Regions from separate parts of the Homo sapiens genome. Here region 1 is linked to region 2. The links are chromatin contacts, found by Hi-C in ENCODE. All regions are on one chromosome and are shown on one strand. Each heading gives the region's core, a stretch centred on a gene start or an enhancer-like site at or near the end of the contact. The rest is flanking DNA. Distances are from core to core; before and after follow the strand shown.

Region 1 (6,471 bases), core at 2,727-5,226, 380 kb after region 2:
AGCACGTGCCTGTATAAAATGTAGTCCATAAACGATCATAACAACTTCATTTTTAATATCCTAAAACTTGAAATAAAAATCCAAATTTCTATCAACAGGCGAATGTATAAACAAACTATTATGTATTTATACAATAGTATCATACCCAGCAATAAAAAGGAATAAACTACAGACACACACCAAAACATGGATGGATTTCAAAATGCTTATATTGAGTAAAAGAAGAAAGAGAAAAACACACTCATATTGTATGATTCTATTCATACAAGATTTCAGCACATGCAAAATACACAGAAGTGACAGAGAGCAGATCAGATGCAAAATGATCAAAAAGCAGATTAAATAATTTCAGCACATGCAAAATAATCAAAAAGGCAGAGAGCAGATCACATGGAAAATAACAAAAAGTGACATCGAGCAGAGCAGTGGTTGCCTGGAACTAGGAGACCAGGGAGTCAACACAGGGTGCAACAAAACTTTGGGGAAGATGGATACTGATTGCTGTGATGGTTCCACGAGTGTCTATATGTCAGAACTTATAAAATGCATATTTAAAATATGTGCACTGTATTGTATGTTTATCATACCTCATTAAGATGTTAACAAAATAGAGGAAACTGCCAGATTTAGCTTGGAAACTGGTCAATGAACAAGACTCAGGAAGCAGGAAACAGGGCTGTCTCAAAGGCAGCAACAGGACAAGCCACCATTGGCACGTTGCCACTGCAAGATGAGTGTGTCACTCACTGCAGCATCCCACGAGAGAGATTCTGAGTAGTTCAGCTGCTCTCACAAGCCACTCCCAGTGACGCCTCATTACACCCATAGGCAGTGGACACATGGAATGAGCCTCCCTTCAAAACCATACAAAATGCGGGGAAAGATAATTCTCCTAAAGTAAACTGGGGAGGATGTTTGGAAATCTATGCAAGAAAGACAAAAACAGCAGTAACACTAGCTATATAAGGCTTTGGAGATTTTGTTGTCATTGTCCGAGTATTCATGCTTCTATCTCTTGTGAAGTTGTGAGCAATAGAGAAACTATTTAATAATTCACTTCTGTTATTTTTTCTACCTAGTTATTGAAATGCTTACATTATCATTTAGTACGATTTTATTTTATGTAGAATTTCTGCTATGAGACAGAACACCCTCTGCTTGTGAGTGTGTGTGTATTTATATTAGGTTGGTACAAATGTAAGTGCAGGTTTTGCCTTTACTTTTAAATGGCAAAACCCACAATTACGTTTGCACCAACCTATGTGTGTTCATGAAATACCTATCCCTGCATGAATTAATAAATCCCATGGGTCTTGGATATGGGGTGGCTGTTCATTACTTCTCAGTGAAGTACAAATGTGTGTGTCTGTTCATCTTTTAAATATAGCATTCCTTATTAATTTTAATTTCATAGCAATTTATTGGCACCCACTATGTACCTGATAGTGTCAGCTCTATTAGCATACTACAGCTAAAAAAGCTTAGCTTCACATATTGACAACACTATATTGTACAATTTTTCGTTGTCTCTGAAACAAAGAGACATAACACTTTGCCTTACAAGCGTTCACCCATGGATTCCCCATGTTCTCTGCCAAGAGTAAAATGTAGGGCAACTGATAAGAGGCTGCACAGCTAACACACAGGAGGAGAAGCCTGTTCTCATGGGTTTGCTTCTGCTTCTTACGGCTCATTTCACAGAAAATTCACTTTTCTGTGTCTTAATTTCCCCAGCTACAAAGAAAGAAAAAACTATTTATTTTGTGAACACAGGAATAGATAAAGATTCAGTGACTAGGTTTAATGGGGTCATTTAATTTTCTACCTAGACCTATTACTAAATACGCTGTAATTTGAAACAACAAAAATAGTGTGTGCTGTCAAGGCTGCCAGCTTATATAAGTAAACCTAACCATTAGAACCAACCGGTTTGTGCACGTCGTTATGACCCCAAAAGTTCCTATGCATATCGCTTGAGAAAAATTTCACGATATCATGGAAAAGTGGATGAAAATGACTTTAGGTTGAATTTAAACAGTTATTTTTAAAAGCCTTGATAAAGGAAAAATAATGCAACAGGTAGAGAACATGCTCAATAGTTAAATATTGGAACTCATCTCTAAAATGTGTAAATCCAGCAAGTCAGATTAACTACTCTCTTCTTAGTTCCTCTGGATATTGATATCATGTATATACATGGTAGAGATTTTCCCTTCCTTATTTGAAAAATTATTTGTGTAGCCTTGTCTGAAAATCATCTCTTTGCCTATATTAAATGATTTATAGGTCTACAAAAATTAGCATAGCAATGTAAATTATAGTTCCAGCTTTGTTACTAATTAGGCGTGTCATTTTAGTTATATGTCTTAATCTTTCTGGATTTCAGCTTCATCTGTAAGGTGAGGGGCAGAGCAGAGAAGATGTATAAGTGGCGTACGCACCGCCACTCACCATGCTGTTTGCGGCAAGCATTACTAATCAAGCATGACAATCTTTCCCATTGAACTCACACATTGCATAGGATCCTTTTCATCACAGCGTATCTCTGAATTAGATTTTACCTGATTTTATTGAACACTTACTATATGTCAGCCACTATTTAGGATACTTATCTGTATTAACTAGCTTAATTATGACACAATTATGACAGGATTCTATGAGGCACGCAAATTAATATCCTTATTTTGCAGATTAGGAAAGTAAGGCCCCAAAATTTACATATAGTAAGCAACAGAGCGTAAAATCAAGCAGCCTGTGCTTTCCTTCATTTTGTTACTTTGCCTTTGAGTTCTCTAGAGTCTATTTTAACACAAATTCTATGGGTAGTACTAAAAGCATGCCACAAACATTTGACAGTGAGAAGTATTCTCTGCTCTTTGGGATTTGTTTTATTTTGTTTTTTAGTTTCTTCACAGCTTTATTCTCAGCACCTAGCCCCGTGCCTAACAGATGGTGGACACTCAGTAAATATTGATTGAATGAATAAATGCTGCCATCCCCACAGCCAGTATCACTATACTTTAAAAAACAGGCTGTGAAATTATCTCTTTTTTATATTGCATCAGTCTGCTATTCTGCAGACTCCACATTGATCATTTTCCAGGCAGCATCTTATTTGGTTTCCTCTGGCAGGAGCTACAAAAAGATTAAGAGAGGGAGGAACCCAAGGGGAACTCCCAGCTGTCCTATCTAATGTTCTATCTCAGTTCTTCACTGGTTGAGAGTTTATTATCATTTTAACAATTATCTGGGACCCACAAGTAAGAGGTCGGCCACAGGCAATTCTTAATTGTGGGAGCAGTGATGATGCTTTGCATAAGCTGACTCTTGCCATGCAAGAGAAGCAGCCCGAAACGAGAGTGGTCAATGCCAAACTGGGAGGAGTTGTGTCTGACTAAAGAACAGATGTTCTTGTGTATAATTAGTAGAGACTTGCAGTGACCTAGGTGGTTATTTAACTCAAAAAGGAAACAGCCAAGAAGCCAAATTTGGATAATTTTGAGGGGATTTCATGGTGAGTCATTGAGCAGACTTTAACAATGACACAAAAAGAACAAATTGGTAATCTAGTGTTTATAGTGATGTATGTAGAATTAACATCAGGACAACTTAAAACCAATGACACTTTTTGTCTGGATCCTTACGCTTTCACAAAATAAACTAGTACCTAGCTTATCTGAATTATAAGCGATAACAAAAGCTACAAGTAACCAGAAAAGCACGTTTGGAAGATGCTTATCAGTGACATTTTCTACAAATTATGACAAATGTATTTGAGGAGTAGTCTTTAAGATTCCTGGCATATGCAGATGTCTATCTGTATCACATGATAACCATGACTTTGGAAACCATTATATTTCTTTCAAATGCCAGACTGAATCCAGATATGAATGCTTGGACAGCTTCAAATAATGAAAATAAGAGTGTGCTAACATTGACTGCAGTGTACGAGATAAAAAGTAGGGCAGAGAAGGAGCAAACATAGACCCCCCAAAAAAGGCCATTGGCAGGAGCTACAGAAAGATTAAAGGGAGATGAAAGGGAGGGAAGGAGCCCGAGGGGAATTCCTAGCTGATGCTAATTGTACCATAGCCACCAGCTACCTCATTGGGTTCCTTTGTGGTTAGCACAATGGGGTACTGGTTGCTGTCCTCCAGGGAATTCTGCACAGCTCTGAAAAGAAAGCATTTCATGTATTATATGAGGTTGAGAGAAAGGTGAATAAAATAAGTTGGAGATATTGTCATATTAAGAGGAAATTAATATCCATTTTAATTAAAGGTAATCAATATTGGGAGATGTAGCAGGATGCAGAAAGAAGAGAGTTGCTAATTTCAATGCCATTAAAAAGCTGTGACCATAGGCAGGTGCCAGCACAGACAGACATCAGCTGCATGTACACCTGCTGTTCCCTGTGAAGTGGAGCAGTGGTTTCTGTCAGGTTCAAAATCAAATCATGAATTTTGCCTACATGTTGTCAAACTACCTGGGATAGTTTCCTCCCTCTTGGCAGCCCCTGACCCAACTAGCATTGTCATACCACTTTGTAATAATCCAAAGATTCTTCATCCCAGGTCTGTCCATTTCCGAGAGGCCCATGTCCCGAAACTGTTCCTCTCCCCCTGCTATGGACTGAATTATGTCCCCAACAAATTCATATGTGGAAGTTCTAAGCTCCAATGTGATGGTATTTGCAGATGGGATTTTTGAGAAGTAATTCGTTTTAGATAAGGTCATGAGGGTAGAGCCCCCACGAAGGGATTAATGCCCTTATAAGAAAGAAGAAACACTAGAGAGCTTGCTTTCTCTCTCCAGCTGCCTGAGGACACAAGAAGGCAGCTGTCTGTTACCTAAGAAAAGAGCCCTCACCAGACACTGACCCTTCTGGCCCCTTGATCTTGGACTTTCAACTTCCAAAACCATGAGAAATGAATTCCTGTTGTTTAATCCACCTACTCTATGGTATTTTGTTATGACAGCCCAAGCTGACTGAGACACCCTCTCTGCCCCATGCCATCCAAAATCACACTAAAGCATAGAAAGTGTGTGGTATATATATATATATATATATATATATATATTTTTTTTTTTTTTTTTTTTTCATTTAGGTAGTTAAACCATCCGGGTTCTTCGTAGAGTAGGTCATGCAGACTTGGCCAAGGGTACACAACTGCTCTTCATCTCACCCACAAAATGAGAGATTTAGCTAAATGATCTATAAGTGTAGTCCTAAACTGCCTGACAGTACCGGAATCTTTCTCCAGAGCTGCTTATTTGCCAAATGAATATAATTGGCATAAAGCCTGCAGGAAAGATCTTGAGAAGGGGAGTCCCCAGAATTCATTCATGTACTTCATGGCATTTATCTCTGCCATCGTGATAGAAAAACAAGGCTTAGCAAATTGACCCTCTGCTTCTGCAGCTGCTGACCCCTGGTAATGTTAGAACAGAAGCAAGCTAACCCTGGAGGCTTGGACTAATTCTAGCAATGATAAATACAGCTTGCTTTGTGGCTGTCACCCTGCCTAGAGGACTGAATGGCCAATGGTAACAACCATTGCGCTTGTTATGCACTGCTCAAGTCTCCCATTCTGCTGAGCCGATGCTGGCAGTGCCTCTGCAGAGGAAGAGTCAAGCCCTTCAGAATCTATGGTTTCGGGTAATTGGGTGCTGCACCTCATTATGGTCATTACCAGGATGATATCTCCTTAGGGATTTCCTTTAGGGAAAGCAATCACTTTAGCAAAGTCTGAAAGGCAAGCATCTTTATCTGGTTCCTGTCATCCCAGATGTCAAAAACATCCGTGAAGCTGTGTTCTAGGGTATTATGAAAATTACTCCAAGGCATTTCAAAAAAATGGCTCACACTCTATTCTGGGATCTCTTCACTCTTTTATTTCAGTCCCTGACTAAAATGTAAGTGGTGTATGATAGCAACACTGTACTCCAAAAAAAAAAAAAAAGAGAATTTATCAAGCAGTAGGTTAAGAAAGCAATTTAAATGACAGTTCTTTTTCCTTCTTCTCACCTTTGCCCATGCAACTTTGTTCTTGTTCATCTACATTCTAACAGAATGGACCTAACCTAAAAGGAACTCTGAAATCAGTGACAAATGTGAGTGACTTAGACATGTGAAGGATGCCTTTAAGTGTTATTTGGCTCAAAAATAACTTCAGTAATTTTTACAGCTTTCCTGGAAAGCAATGAAAAATCACCTGAGGCGCAGTGTATTCACAAGAATGGGAACTTTGCATCTAAAATATATAGTCTTGAGAACTGGGAAGGTATTCAAAATGATACAATGTAACAAAGACCAGGGTTGGATCCTGGAGAATGTTTCAATGCTAAATTCATAAAATCATTGTTAAACCCATGTATTTACTTGTGAGAAAGAAAGGCAAATTCTATCCAGAAAAAAAATGTTCCTTAAATATCAATTTTAGAATTAGGTTATTTAGTCTGTCAAAGACT
Region 2 (6,813 bases), core at 2,823-5,322:
AGATTCTTCAAGTCTCCATTTTAATTTATTATAACGAAAGATATATTAAATATAAATGAATATCTCATATGGCTAAATTGCTTTTATTATTTAATACCCATATTTCTCGATAAATATCAGATATATATTTTATATGGGATAGGATGAAACATATCCATGATGCTTTGTCCCAAGATCCAAAGACATGCCTATCAAATAGGTAAATAGCAAAAAGGCAAATTGGTGATTATACTAGAGACAATATCTGCATTCTAATGATCTCATCAGGAACTAATAATAAGACATGGTGAACTGGATAATACAAACAAATACACATAGGTTAAACAAAATGGAAAAACATCCAGAAACGATTGGAAAATCTTGGCTACAAAGTAGGACATCTCACAAAACATCTAGCATTTTAATTGGCTATAGATGCAAATCAACAGCATAACACAGCTTACCAAAAAGTGAACACGAACAAGTTGTGTTAATGAAATGAGAGTGTGTAAAGGACAAACACGAATCTTTTCATGCCCTGATTCTGTCAGGAAACCTCTAGAATATTCGGTTCAATGTCTGAATCCTCATTTCAAGTGGTACATTGGTATCTAAAAGGCAGAGTATGTCCATGATGGGATTTGCACTGAAAATATGTCACAGAGGAGAGAGAGAAAGAAAGGGAATAGCTGCTGTGCCTGAAAAGAAGCTGAACTAATGAAAACAGGGTAGCCGTCCAAGTCGGACTCTATGCCTGCCTTGATCCCCAGCTCTCACAAACATGAAGTGATCACACGCAGCACTCACAGCCTCCAGTGACCTGGCTTCCCCCATCCTCTAGCCCTGCTCCTCTGCTCCCACTTTTACTCTATCTTCTAGCATTATGGAGCCCCTTAGATTTTCCTCATATGCTGCTGTGTCTCCATGCTATTTTGCTACTATTCTTCCCCTTGAAGTGCCCTTTTACCTCTGCTTTTCTTCTTCATGGGATAAATCATCCTCATGTTTAAGACTCAGCTCAAACTTATCTACTCTAGAAAACATTTTGTGACCCCCCTTCGTCCCTATTCCACCTCTCTGTCCCATCCAATGCCCCTCCTCTGGAATCCTGTAGCATCTTATACATATATATTTTTAGCATATAGTGAATTAAAATGATCTGTGTATGACTGTCTTCCGTAGCTGGTGAACTGCTAAGCAGAGATTCTATCTGATAGTGGCTGTGAAAAGACATCTGATGAAATGGGCTCGATGTTCCTCATGCTAAAAGGTAAATGAACTTCCTTAATCACAAATGTATATACTAAGTGCCTACTGAGTGCCAAGCAGTAAAGCTCAGTGAGCTAGACAATACCAGAAGGAAAGAAAAAGTGAACAGGAACTCATTTAAAAATGAAACAACTTTCTAATAACCATATTTGTCTAAAGATGGAAAAGAATACCTGGTAATAAAGTATGTTAACCATCATTGATAGTGCAAGGAGTACTATATAAAAATGATTTCATGATTGGGAGGCTATATTAGATCGTTAGGTACTTTCTAAGATTTCTTCCAATCCTAACATTCTATAGTCTCAACTACTTATTCCCCATTTCAAAGGTGAAGGAGATCCATTTTCATCTTTAAATGACACATCCATAGCCATGTAGTTCTACATGTAATTAAAACCAAAGCTATTCAAAGAAAGCTTTTGCTGCAGAGAAGCAGGATACAGCCAGACACAAACTGCAAAAATGTGAGCTAGTACTTAGCACTTCTTCTATCTAATTCCCTTAATTAAGAAAGTAAAAGGAATTCCCGGGCAGTCCCTGTGTAGGTGTGTGTGTGTGCACAGTGTGTGTGCATGCAGGGATGCTGTGCATATCTGTCTAAGTGGGTTATATTATCAGAAATAACTGAGGAGAAGACACTGAACCCTTACAGTGTGCCCTTGCACCGTCAGGAATCAGTGGCCACACTGCGGGACAAATAAAACAAATGAATGCATTTTGTACTACATGACACTAAATTAAATGATTGTTAGCATTTAATTACTTGCAAGGAAATAGGAATAAAACTGGTCATTGTTCAAATGACTCCTGATCCTGTGTCTAGACATGAAAAGCAATAGATTTTAAAATCCTCAGGGACACAGCAACATCCAGGTGCTACGTGGGCAACACAGCAGAGTGCCAGTGGGCACACTCTCTGTACCCAGACTCCCTGGGTTTGAACCACCCTCAGTAATCCCTAGTTATGTGTCCCTGGCAAATTTACTCAATTTCAGCATGCCTCTGTTTCCATATCTGTAAAATGGATGTAATATTACTTATGTCATAGAATTGAGAGAGGAGGATTAAATGAGATCACCCCTGTAAAGCACTAAGAACAGAGGTGTAACATGGTAAGTATTCACAATATTGCCTTCTATTATTATTATTATTATTTTATTATTTTTTTTTTGAGACGAAGTCTCACTCTGTCACTAGGCTAGAGTGCAGTGGTGTGATTTCGGCTCAGTGTAATCTCTGCCTCCCGTGTTCAAGCGATTCTCCTGCCTCAAGCCTCCGGAGTAGCTGGGACTACAGGCACGTGCCACCACGTCCAGCTAATTTTTGTATTTTTAGTAGAGATGGGGTTTCTTCATGTTGGCCAGGATGGTCTCAATCTCTTGACCTCGTGATCTGCCCATCTCGGCCTCTCAAAGTGTTGGGATTACAGGTGTGAGGCACCGTACCGGGCCTGCCTTCTATTATTATACCAGGACGCATTTTCATACTGAGTGGTTCTGCAACTATCAATACAAAGTAAAATAATATTACTGACTAGAAAACTAACAGAGTAGGTATCTTTCCGTATTGCTTTTAATTACCAAAAATGCCCATATATGAGATTTAAAAAATTCTTCCATTCATTTAAATGAATTCTTATTAAAATTTGTTTGAAGTGATATTTTAAAATAATTTTTAAGTAAATATTAAATAAAATGCATAATTTAAGAAATACAAAAAGACTTTATGAATAGTCCTAAAATCTGATCTACTACCAAATATGGCCAAAGAGGATAAAGAAAATTCTAGATGAAAAATACTTCCATTAAATGTTTAAGTTGAATAAAGGCAAGGCCTATGTCCTCCTCCTCACTTTATCTTGGTAATTGGTGCCCAGAACTTCAATATTTAAAAGAAAAATAAATGGATAAATGTGCAATTAATCAATTCTGGTTCATTTCAGCATATCCTATGGAAGGGCAGTTGCCATCAAATTCAATAGGTGCTCTTTGTACATCATCTTTGTATTTTTTTAATGTGTTTTTTCTTTTAGATAGATTTCAGTTACTTCAGAACATTAAACTACATGAATGAGAAGATATGATTTATAAACATTTTCTCTCAAAATGAATGACTCCCTACTCATTAAAAATAATTTGGTTAATATTGGCTCAACTATTATGATAACGAAAGCAAATAGTCTTTCTGAAGTCAACATTTCTTTAAGCATCACATATGAAGATATTTTCCCACAACTTCTCATAAATATAAATAAGTCATATGTGCTTTGTTAAATTACGTTCTGTAGGACCAGGGTTGGTGAGGCAAAATCAATTATAAAATGGAAAATTCATAAAGTCCATCCAGGAGCTTCCTGTATTTTTAGGAAAAGGATGTTGAGATTTCTTGGAGCCACAGAAATCCTTGTATATTGAACTAAAAATAGAGAGGGAAAGAGAAGATGTGGAAAGTGCATCCATTTGCTCTAAACATTCCAAGGCAATCATTTGCTTTTCTCATCTCCATCCTCTTCCTCTAAGCCAGCAGATGTATGTGCTAGCTTGGCTCCCACACTGAACTCACATTTTGAGATCCACATCCGGTCAGAGGAACAAAGTTCAATGTCATTGTTCTCTGGTAAGTATTGTGTAAGATTTTCTCTTAATCCTTGATGATCTGTCAGTAGCTAGATTCCTGCCCTTGCATCAATAACTACTTCATAAGACTCATTCTTCACCTTCACTGACCTTCAACTCTACACTCTACCTCTGCCTCACCCTTGGTTCCCACTCTGCACTTCCTCCCAGGCAGTCTGCCACCTGGCTTCTCTAACTCCTGCCTTGAGCCAAATCCCGACAGGACTTGTTACTTTCACTTGCTCTTTTTTCCTCCCATTTTAGCAGCCAAGGATGGGAATTACACAGCGAAATGCAGGCTAATCAGCTAAATCTAGATTAAATATGCTAGTCCTTGGGGACCTTGAGCTGAATTAATGGAAACCGAGGTTTTTAATGTTCCAGACTAATTTTGGAAGCTCACTTCCAGCAGAGGCAAACTTGAGGCTGTCCAAAGGGAGCAGATGGCAAGGCTTTCTCCAGGTGCACCAACCTTTGAAACAGCCCTCGGCAAAACCATGAGGAAGGTAGGAAGATTGGAATCTTTGAATCTTACCTTTGAATTTCCTTTTGTGCTTTTCACTTGCTTTCCAGTGCTCCCCTGCCTAGCCAAAACATACCCACCTAGAACTTCTCAGGCTCCCCTTCCTTTCTCTGTGCATCAGACAAAATTCTTTCTCTCAAATAATGACAGATTTCCGGTAAATCTTAATCATATTAATGTAATTTTTCCTTCCTTCCTTCCTTCCTTCCTTCCTTTCCTCCCTCCCTCCCATCCTCTCTTCCTCCCTTCTTTCTCTCTTTCTTTCTTTTTGACGGAGTCTCCCTCTGTCACCCAGGCTGGAGTGCAGTGGCACGATCTCGGCTCACTGCAAGCTTCACCTCCCAGGTTCACGCCATTCTCCTGCCTCAGCCTCTGGAATAGCTGGGACTGCAGGCGACCACCACCACACCTGGCTAATTTTTTTGTATTTTTAGTAGAGACCGGGTTTCACTGTGTTAGCCATGATGGTCTCAACCTCCTGACCTTGTGATCCTCCTGCCTCGGCCCCCCAAAGTGCTGGGATTACAGGTGTGAGCCACTGCACCCAGCCCCTTCCTTCCTTCCTTCCTTTCCTTTCCTTTTTCTTTGTTTCTTCTTTTTCTTTCTTTCCTTCCTTCCTTCCCTCCCCTTCCTTCCTTCCTTCCTTTCCTTTCCTTTTTCTTTGTTTCTTCTTTTGCTTTCTTTCCTTCCTTCCTTCCCTCCCTCCCCTTCCCTCCCTCCCCTTCCCTCCCTCCCTCCCTCCCTCCCTTCCTTCCTTCCTTCCTTCCTTCCTTCCTTCCTTCCCTCCTCTCTTCAGTGTCTCACTGTTGCTCAGGCTGCACTGCAATGGTGCACTCATGTCTCACTGCAGCCTTGACCTCCCCGGCTCAACTGATCTTCCTGCCTCCGCCTTCTCAGTAGCTGGGACCACAGGTGTGTGCCATCATACCTGGCTACTTTTTTTGTTTTTTGGAGAGATAGGGTTTCCCTATGCTGCCCAGGCTGGTCTTGAACTCCTTGGCTCAAGCGATCCTCCCTCCTCAGACTCCAGAAGTGCTAGGATTACAGGCATCACCCACCATGCCCAACTATTAATATAATTAACACTGAATAGTTCAGTATGAGGAACTCTCTTAAGATATTTTGCTCTTATAGTGTGTTTATTAATCTCAGTGATATAATGGAATTTGAAATTTGTAGGATACACAAAAGATCATTTTGACCATGGAGTTACTTTTCATTTAGCTGATTTTTCAAAATAAATTATATTGAATAAAACTACCCATTAGCCAACCAACCTCCATCACTTCTTCTTGCAGGCCCTTTATAAGTAGCTCTACACTCCATCCAACTATACAGCCCTCAAGCTGGGAAAGAATGTAAATTTGAGTTTGCCACAGATAAAGCATGAATAGATTCCACTAATCACTTGCTTGGATGATAAAAATACAATGCCACAGACTAGAGAGCACAGAAAATCACTATAATGGCAATTTGGGCATAAATGCTTATCCTAAGAACTGGAGAACTCCTAGTGGGCTAAATCATTTTTGAAGGCCTCGCTAGATCAACGGGGAGCACAGAGCATAGGTATCTTCAGAGCTGACTGGGGAGGACCTTTGCTTCTTTATTTGTCTGTTCACTTTTTTCTTTATTTCCCTGATTAGCAGGCAACAAGAGGAGATCAAGAAAGTAAAAATAATTATTTCAATTGCTCTTTCATACTTCCAGCAAATTTCTATCTAAAGACAGCAGACAGCACAAGTTTCTCCAGGTGCACCAGTTGCTGGAAAGTCAAAACTAAAAGCTCAATGATATTTGGGTAAATTTCAGATGATTACATACATCCATGTCTTATGACAACAATGATCAAAAATCAACTGCATTCTGGGCAAACAAGCTGTCTGTGATTTTTTTAAAATGATTTTTGAAATCAGCATATGGGCTATATGTATAATTTTTAGTAACTCATTAGATAACATTTACAAGCAAATAAAAGACTCCAAGTGTAATCTTTATATAAATTTGGCATTTTGATCAAGTCTGATATCCATACACTCATCTCAGGTGCTGAGTTTACTAATGTGCTCACCCACCCACTGATAGCTGCCTTAGTTGAACAACTCTTACCTTACTCTTTTGCAACTATTTGCCTTTTCTTTTTCTTCTGCCTGACTTTTTATTAGGTTTGTGTATTGGTTTGGGACATTTTATGACAATAGCTTATCACAAACACAATATCCTGATGAGACTGAAGACCAATATTTGTTTCTATCACTGTAATGAGTGTGTGTGTGTGTGTATCTATCTACCTATCTAATGAGCCTAATATTACAGTCAACTGCTGTCTTAATACTGTGATTAATGCTATGTCTTACCTGCCCACCTGTGCACCTAATCTTTACAACTTCTAATTTGTGGCAGAGATAAATGGACTATCAATGG

Evidence for each region. Hi-C counts contacts between places; a loop is a spot of excess contacts on that map. Pooled maps may share reads with other maps.
Region 1: a map with no recorded cell type shows a loop between it and region 2 (2.8-fold over the local background). The contact joins the enhancer-like site here to the promoter of DLGAP1-AS5 in region 2. A Hi-C loop is called at or near these places in 6 of 37 single-sample maps with no recorded cell type and 3 of 50 pooled maps.

What each region holds. Positions count from the first base shown.
Region 1 is chr18:4,636,420-4,642,890 of GRCh38, forward strand. No RefSeq gene overlaps it. Among named protein-coding and RNA genes, the nearest start is that of DLGAP1, 180 kb to the left of the region's middle. Within about 2 kb of position 3,977, at least 2 of the 41 ENCODE cell types and tissues checked have a DNase peak (open chromatin) inside an H3K27ac peak, as active enhancers do.
Region 2 is chr18:4,260,530-4,267,342 of GRCh38, forward strand. DLGAP1-AS5 (DLGAP1 antisense RNA 5) reads left to right here and starts at 4,073. Exons shown (of 3, transcript NR_036489.1): 1 at 4,073-4,372. All of the region lies in intron 1 of DLGAP1 (DLG associated protein 1), which reads right to left.